Regions from separate parts of the Homo sapiens genome. Here region 2 is linked to region 1. A link is an interaction called in ENCODE POLR2A ChIA-PET data of the cell type or tissue named here. Cell type or tissue: Panc1. All regions are shown on one strand. Links, peaks and the distances in the headings refer to the core of each region. The heading gives the core; the rest is flanking DNA.

Region 1 (4,401 bases), core at 196-4,195:
CCTTGCCCTCAAAGAGCCCACAGCTTAGTTGAGGGGATACATAAACAAATATTTAAGTACAGTAAGAGGCAGACTGATAATGGTACTAATAAAGACTTCTGTTTTTATAAAGGTCTACACAGTTTTCAAAGCCCTTCACCCACATTACTTCCCTTGACCTGAACAAGAAATATTTCCAGTAGACCAGAAAGACTGAATCATCCTTAGTTTAGAAACAAGGAAAATGAGAATCACAACATTAAGGGTTGGATCCACATTCATAAGCGTAGCAGCAACAGTGCTAAATTGCCGATTTTTTTTTGGCACCATATTGACTATCTTCTGTGAAAATAATTAAATGGGAGGCCATCAGACAGAGGTGGCTCTAAAACCCCGGGTTCCTAAATCAGCAAACTGAAATATAACTCAGACTCATTTCCTATGATCGGCTAATTTAAAAGATGAAACTTGAACTCAGCTGATCACAGGCAGTCAACTTGGAATTAGTTATATTGTTCTGAACTTCCCATGGGAATCGTCCAAATAAGGTAATTGTTCAAACTTTAGCCAATTACATAATTTATTTGCTTCCAAATTTATCCTATAAAAGCTTTCCCTTCAATGACCTGTGGTGGAGCTCTGACCACTTGTGGCTAGATTCATAAATCACTGTTTGCGCACATAAGCTGTTTAAAATTTTAATACGCCTTAGTTTATCTTTTAACACTTCTATTTTATTCACTCTTCCCTCTGTGTTCTGAAATTTTGTTGACCTCTCTTACCTGACTTTTATCTTCTCTCTAACTCTTTGTGTTCTTGTGGACTTACACTATTTTAACTCCTTCCGTATCATTTTGATGGGGTTTGGGGAAGTAGCAGATATATGGAACTTCTTCAGGAACCCATGTGGGACAAAATTATTTCCATAAGCTCTGGGAATGCCTCACAGAGGACAGCAAATTTGACCTGGGTCTTTAGAAATGAGTAAGATTAGAGTGAGCTGCTGAGCTGAAAGGGAAATCCAAGAGAAGGAGGAAAATGGGAGAAGCTATGGTCTGAATGTTTATGTCTCTCATGAGTGTCCATGCATCTCAATTAGTACCCGTATAAAACAGCCCCTTCTACTATGTGAGGATGCATAAGAGGGCACCATCTATGAGGAAGTGGGCCCTCGCCAGACACCAAATCTGCCAGAGACTTTGTCTTGGACTGCCAAGCCTCCAGAACTGTGAGCAATAAAATTCTGTTGTTTATAAGCCACCTGGTCTATGGGATCTCATTATAGCAGCCCAGATGGACTAAGACAGGAGACTTTTAAGCCCACATGATAAGCTACGTTAATATAGAGATCAATGCTTTTCTTTTTTTTCCAGGGTTGAACCTTAAAAAGAGGTCAACTATTTGAAACTAAACAAGTTCTTGTAAATTAAAAAAAGCACCTTCAAAACACAGAGACAATCCAGACCATTTAGTTTAAGACATAACTTTGAGCCTTTCAGCTAGAGCGGGTTTTCAAAGTAGGAGTCATGAAGCTGCCTCCAGGAGGATGGCATTCTTTACACAACAGAAAGCCTCCACCATGGTGATATGGATGGGGGTGCAGAAGACAAACTTAGCCTCCAATCTACTCGGCTAACAACTCCCTAGGCCTTTAGGGCAGAACGGGTGGCCAGAATCGAAGTCAAATGGAGTTTATTCAGCTGGAGGAAGAACTTGCAGCATGGTTGCTCAACTTCAGGCCACGGATTTGATCCTACTTTATAGAGATGAGAATGAGTCTCTGAATGCACAGTGTTTAGGTTAGAAATCTGACACATTGGCAAGCATGAACGGTTCATGCCTGTAATCCCAACACTTTGGGAGGCCAAGGTGGGCGGATCACTTGAGAACAGGAGTTCGAGACCAGCCTTGCTAACATGGCGAAACCCTGTCTCTACCAAAAATACAAAAAAGAGCCGGGTGAGCTGGCACATACCTGTAATTCCAGCTACGCAGGAGGCTGAGGCAAGAGAATCACTTGAGCCTGGGAGGTGGAGGTTGCAGCGAGCTGAAATGATACCACTGCATTCCAGCCTGGGCGACAAGTGAGATTCTGTCCCCAAAAAAGAGAGAAATCTGACACATTCTTAAGAGACACCATAAAGGGATTTACTTGTTACTGAAAATCTTAGATTAGCTTTTTTCTCTTTGATTAAAAAATAACATAAATTAGAATAAAATACAGATTTAAATTTATATTCTATTTTATTCTATATTTTAGAGAAACATATTTGAGTTCCTCAACATCTAATATTTCTGCATTCTCACAGTATTTCTGTGATGTAATTTTTCAAAGGATCTGTGTACCATCCACCCCTTTCAAAGCTGAGAATTTCATATTAGATCATTGCAGCTTTGGAGAAAAATGCATTAAAATATAACAGTTCACATTCTTTTGTGAGAAAACATATATACAGCTATGTACCCGTATGTGTATATGTGCATATATATTACATGTACATATAGAATGTACATGTGCACACAGACACATATACATTTACACACATATGTATTTTGATATTTCAAATGCTCAATGCAGCATGGCCATAGGTAATAGCAATCTATTCTATTTTTAGTGGTAGCCATGTCATACAGATGTTTTGACACCATTGTAAATAGCAGAAAGGGGCTGCCCTCTCTCTTTTTTTTTTTTTTTGAGATGGAGTCTTGCTCTGTCACCCAGGATGGAGTGCAGTGGCGCGATCTTGGCTCACTACAAGCTCTGCCTCCCAGGTTCAAGCGATTCTCCTGCCTCAGCCTCCCAAGTAGCTGGGATTACAGACACGTGCCACCACGCCCAGGTAATTTTTGTACTTAGTAGAGATGGGGTTTCCCCACGTTGGCCAGGCTGGTCTCGAACCCCTGGCCTCAAGTAGTCTGCCTGCCTCGGCCTCCCGAAGTGCTGGGATTACAGGTATGAGCCACTGCACCCGTCTGGACTACCCTCTCTAAAGAACAATGCCAAGCAGAAATTACAACCCTCTGATGAGTGGCATATAGAGAAAAGCATCCTATGGTATCAGCCAGAGGAGAAAATAGGGGCTCTACAGCAAGATGCGGACATGTGTGCAAACACCCTGAGCCAAGAGTTTCCTCAGGAACCAACCATAAGCTCTTTGGGGGCCTGTGGTGGTGGTAGTCCTAGGAGGTGGAGATGGGGGTTCGAGGAAATGCAGAAGGTTTTGTATGTAATGAAGTGTTTTCTTTTCATGGACAGAGACTGTTTTTCTATCCCAAAGGTCTGGGGGAGCCATAAAAACATTTTAGGGAAAATGTCATCAATTCCTGTTTTAGAGTCACAATGGCAGGGTTGGTGTGAAGAACAGGCTGATATTGGAAGGCCAATGTGGAAGCTGCTCAACTCTCCAGTTAAGTGTGATGTGAGCGTACACTAAACACACAGCAGGAGGAAGGGAGGCTGGGAGACACATTTAAGAGCTAACTAGTAGGTAGCATTGAGAGGAGTTGGTGACTACCTAGATGTGGTAAAAGAAGGAGTCTGGGATGACTTCAGGGTTTCCAATTTTGACCAGTAGGGATGGTGGTGACAGTAACTGAAAAAAGAAAAACAAGTGTTCCAGTTCCATGTGGCAGACTGAACAAATGTGTTTAAATCTCCTACTTCCTAAAGCCTGACTAAAATGATATTGGTGCAGAAGGGAAATAAATCTATAAGGACAAAGAGTTTGAGAGAGAAGAAAAAATCAGAAGAGAGATGTTAATCAAATCATAGAACACAGATGGAATGGTAGAACCTACTGTATTTAGCAGAGCAGAGAAAGCTAAAGCCTCACTGTCTGCAGAAGGGAAATTCAGTCATAATCAAGGCCATTTAGGTGCAGCACCACCGGAAGGCCCAGGACTGGAGGATCCAGGTCCCTGGCAAATTCAGAGAAAAGAAAGGGCCCAAATGAGAATAAGTACTTGAAAATCTCATACAGTGAGCAGTAAGATGACAGCATCCCACCCCCCAGCCTATGAAGCTGGCAACTTTCCCTGCTTCCCCAGGCTGAAGACAAAATGTTCTTTTCCCAGAGTAGCCCTACAGAGTGGATCTGGGCTCAGGCCACCTGGCACAGCATGGGGGGGAGATGAGGGGCTTTATTGAAATCAGGGAATTACATGGATGACTGCATGTTGATTGGTGATAGCTCAACCCCTTTGTTCTGCCTCCCTTCCAGACTGACGGCATCCAGATTTAATAAAACCCTACACCTCCCCACCACTGGGCAGGACATTATTGTAGACTTTCTATCTGCAGTTGTGGAGTCCTACCACCCTAGAAATAGTCCAGTGTTTGGGTGCAGGTGTGCCCCTTCCTCACATCCTGTTCACTGCTCTACTACAGGTACTCAGGTGAAATGCAGAATTTAACAAGCCTGA
Region 2 (4,401 bases), core at 287-4,286, 1.8 Mb after region 1:
GCGACCCCTGGCCAGCTTTAGAGCAAGTGTTGTTGCTGCTGACAATGGGGCCAGCCCAGGACTGAGGCTCCTTTTCATCAGGCTGTTTGTCCCTTTACGTCCTAGTGTCAGCAGTCCTGGGAACAGGAAACGGTTTGTGCAATAGGAAGCAGCAGAAAACTGATGACTGAATACTTTTGAGCTTTGTGGAGAAAATTTCAACGTAGAGAGATTGCACACATCCCAAAATACGTGTGTACGAACTGGAGCCCTATCCAGGCCTCCTTTTCAATTCTTAAAATGATGCTATTTATTGAAAGCTTACCATGTCCCAGGCATGCAGTGAGGCACCCATGCCATCCTAACATCCTTATGCTGCACCACCTTACCTTACAGGCAAGAAAAGAGAGGTGCAGAGAGTTTACGTTGCTTTTAGCAAGTGACAGGGTCGAGATTTGAACCTGGGACCTCTTCAGTGACTTTTCTGGATCCTCCTGCTCTGCAGCTGCCTCGGAGGACCAGCAAATTCTTCAGGAAAAATGTTTCAGGACTTTCCGTCCTTGTTTCAGGACCGTTCCTCTGCATTATCTGTGAGAAGCGTTTCTATAGTCTTGGCACATAGTTATGCTGTGGGGCTAAGGTATTATTATTTCATATTTCAGTGCAGAAGGAAGTACTTATTAAAAGGCCCCAAACCAGTTGTCTGAGCCTAGAGATGAAAGGCCTCCTTCCCGCACCGGCCTGGGTGCTGAGTGGCCCTGACGCCAGGCCAGCCTGCCACTTACAGTCTGAGACTTGTGTCTGCTCCCTCTTCCCAAACACAGAGGCAGGGCCTGGCTGGGGCCATCTGATGAAGTGCCAGTGTGCCTTCATGAAATCAGGCATGGGACTGACTGAAAAGCTGAAATCTGGTGAGCTGAGGGGGAGGAGAAGGTCAAGTCTGGCTGTCGGTCTACAGAGGTCAAGGACCTGGCACAGAGCAGGGCCTGCTGCCTCTGCCACCAACAGCCAGGCACCCAGAGAGGAACTGGAGGAGAAGGCGGCTCGCTGCTGGCAGGTCAGCTGATGGGAGAGTTTACAAGACTGTCTTTGAACTCCTCGCATGCAAGCCCTTCTTCTCCTTCCTGATTCACATTTAAGTTTGCGTTCCTGATCCCCTCACATTCTTTCTGCTCCTTTAACAGCTTCACCTGGACACAGAAAGGACAGAGGCAGGAGCAGGGCCACGTCCCTCTGTCGATCACAGCTTTAGCTTTCAGTTTCTCACGGCTGCTTAATTCCCAGCTCACACTATCAATATAGGGCACGCATTTTAAAACTGTTAAATAAAAACAGCTGCTCATTTCACTATGCCACATTTTCTTTCCAACTCAAAAGGATGCTCACTACCAATGGATACTGAGAAAAATACAGTGTCATTAATGTCAGTTAATCAAGTTGGTGGTCCTTGAAGATCTATAAAATGTAACTGTAACACATTTTACAGATTGGCTTAGACAGAATAACTAGGAAATAATAAATGCTAGCATCATCAGTATTACTTGTACAGCTCAGCAAAGGAACGCAAATGGCTACACAGGACTGGGGAAGAACAGAACAGAGATATTTCTTTGTGTGAAATACAGAGTTTATCATAAGGAGGAGAATGAATCACTTTTCATCTCTGGCAGCAACCTGTTTTTTTAACATATTATTTATGGAAAATAGAAAGCAAAACTGAAGCCTTTGGTATTTCATTGCCACTGGATAAATGTCATTTGTATAAACCTTTCTAAATTTGGATATATACCCAAAGAACCTACATGTATCTTAGACAAAAAACTATCCACTTTCATTACATTTAGTAAAAACTCATAAGCCCAGGATTAATGGACATAAAGATATGAAATAAAATAATTTTCTAAATATGCAAAGAAGCCCATACAAACAGAAGTAATAATCAAAAAGTTGTAACAGTTGGTCCAGCACAGGCATAAATGATCAGTGTCTGCCAGCCCTGATGGGGTCAGGGTGCCAGGCATCTTGCCTTTGGTTGCTGGGTTAGGGGGGTCCCGGGGCTCCGGAAGAGGGCCTGGGTAGTATGGCTCAGAGCAGTGACTGCTCACTGAGTGGTGTGGGAATCTTTCAAAATTTAAAAACTGAAAAGGCTGTACTGGTGTGTACTGCTTGAATCTCAGTGCTACAAATAATTGCTTTTAATCTTTTTTTTTTTTTTTTTGAGACAGGATCTTGCTCTGTTGCCCAGGCTGGAGTGCAGTGGTGTGAGCTCAGCTCACTGCAACCTCCATCTCCTGGGTTCAAGCCATTCTTGTGCCTCAGCTTCCCTAGTAGCTGGGATTATAGGCGTACGCCACCACACCTGGCTAATTTTTGTATTTTTTGGTAGAGATGGGGTTTCGCCATATTGGCCAGGCTGGTCTCAAACTCCTGACCTCAAGTGACCTACCTGACTCAGCCTCCCAAAGTGCTGGGATTACAGGCATGAGCCACTGTGCCCTGCCTGCTTTTAATCTTATATCTGAATAAGTAGTGAACAATTCTGATAAAATATCATTGCTATACAAACTCTTCAATGTTAAAACCAGAGGCGCTCATTTTCTAACCTGTTATAGATTCAGAGGACTATGGATTCCCTGGCCTAGTTGCCACAAATGCTGTTTCCTGCTGAGTAAGACATCGCTTACACTCCAAAATACTTTGCAAGAATCACTGAATTACATTGCAAAATATGAACACACAGCATCAAACACTACCTGTCATTGAAGGCAAAGAAATCTTTTGGATTTTCAGATGCTATGAGCAGCTTACATGGCTGCTTCCTCTCCTTAGAGTCCAAGTATGTCTCTGTGTTTTTTCCTTTTTTTCTTTTGTTCATTCAAAGAAGTAATTATTTAAAGTAGACTACTTGTAAAGCATTTTAAGAGCAGAAAGAGGAATAAGACCTGAATTCTACCTTTAAGGAATTTTTATGCTCTACTTGTAGTAAGTTTCTTCATCAAGAGCTCTAGATGAAATTTTTTAGTGCTCCACTTTCTATTAAGTTGTAGTATGTTTAAAAAAATAAGAAAGATTTGATTTTAATTCTTTGGAAATTACAAAAATGTAACATTTTCAGCCAAATGTGTTGCCTAAGGGAAATAAAAATTCTTAGTGTGTGTGTGTGTATATATATATATATATATATATATACACACACACACACACAAAGAATTTATAGTTCTTTATATATATTATATATAATATACATAATATATAATATATATCCATATTATTTATTTATTACTTATTTCAACAAGTTGTGCAAAATTGGACACCTAAAGGTTTTTATATTAATTTCTTATTGCTATTACATGACCATCCATCTGCATACAGGGTTATCCTGGGTGCAGAAATAAAATTACAACAAGGTCAATTTGCTAATCTTAGTGAGGATATTTTATTTAGAATCACAGAATTTTAAACCTTCGAATGACTTTGGAGATCACTTAGTTCAACTCGGATTCAGGGTTACTTATGCAGTGCTACACAACTTATTAGCATAGAACGAATAAGGCTTTTTATACCTAGCACAGCAATCCTTTCTCTATACACCATCAGCTAGAATACTGGAAAAAAGAGACTCAAACGCCACAGGTATTTTAATTAAAGTACAGCTCCTGAGGTACCCAAGTTTAACTTACAGAAAGGTCAACAGTGTGCCTTCCATCACTCAGGACTCCGAAGGTCTGCCTTGAATCCTGTCCTGAATTCAGTAGCTGCCACATGAGTCACATTATGTAGTTAACCCTCTCAGCCTCTGCTTCTTCAGCGGTAAAATGAGGATAATTATTAACTCAGAGTTGCTGCATACTCAGTAACTGAAGTGCCCGAAGGTTGATCGGGACTCTATAAATGTCAGTCTTTTTTTTGGTCTTTCCTTGGTCTCACTGGGAACTCAGTTAAGAACGCATTAATATACAGAAATTACTGGAAAAGTACATTTAGGCTCTAAGTTAAATTTTAGTAAAGGATAATGGCATTTGATTAAATGTCTGGGACATGAATAGTCATTCCCCTTGTTGGTAAAATGGTCACCCATATTAACTTTTAAAACTAACTCATAGACTATAAATCCAACATATCCATTTAGTATGTTAAAAAAAATCTAATCACAGATGCATCCTAAAGGGTCCCAAATCTGAAGGAAAAAAATAAAATAAAATAACAATCAACCCAATCCAGGAGAGCACCTGTGAAATTGTCTTGCAATCATAAAACCAAGCATCAGTCTGGGAGTAGATCAAAACAAAATGCATTTGTAACTCACTCTCACCTTCCTGTGATTGACAGACAGTTATTTTTTAGGTGGTTTCTGTTTAAATATGGAATGAAGGTTGGATTATATAGCACAAGGACCTGCATCCTGGCTGAGAATGTTTTTAC

What was found. Peaks named below come from ENCODE experiments on the same cell type or tissue, not always from the same donor. Only the 100,000 strongest peaks of a DNase experiment are listed, where the experiment ranks them.
Region 2: POLR2A ChIA-PET joins it to region 1 with 6 read pairs; 2 of 35 experiments call an interaction of 5 or more read pairs at or near these places.

What each region holds. Positions count from the first base shown.
Region 1 is chr6:161,602,856-161,607,256 of GRCh38, forward strand. All of the region lies in intron 7 of PRKN (parkin RBR E3 ubiquitin protein ligase), which reads right to left. Among named protein-coding and RNA genes, the nearest start is that of AGPAT4, 330 kb to the left of the region's middle. In Panc1, for the core only: no CTCF peak of the experiment used is centred there; no DNase peak of the experiment used is centred there.
Region 2 is chr6:163,405,010-163,409,410 of GRCh38, forward strand. No RefSeq gene overlaps it. Among named protein-coding and RNA genes, the nearest start is that of CAHM, 6.7 kb to the right of the region's middle. RefSeq lists enhancers at 676-745, 756-935, 1,166-1,355. In Panc1, for the core only: no CTCF peak of the experiment used is centred there; no DNase peak of the experiment used is centred there; H3K4me3 peaks cover 754 bases; H3K27ac peaks cover 2,580 bases.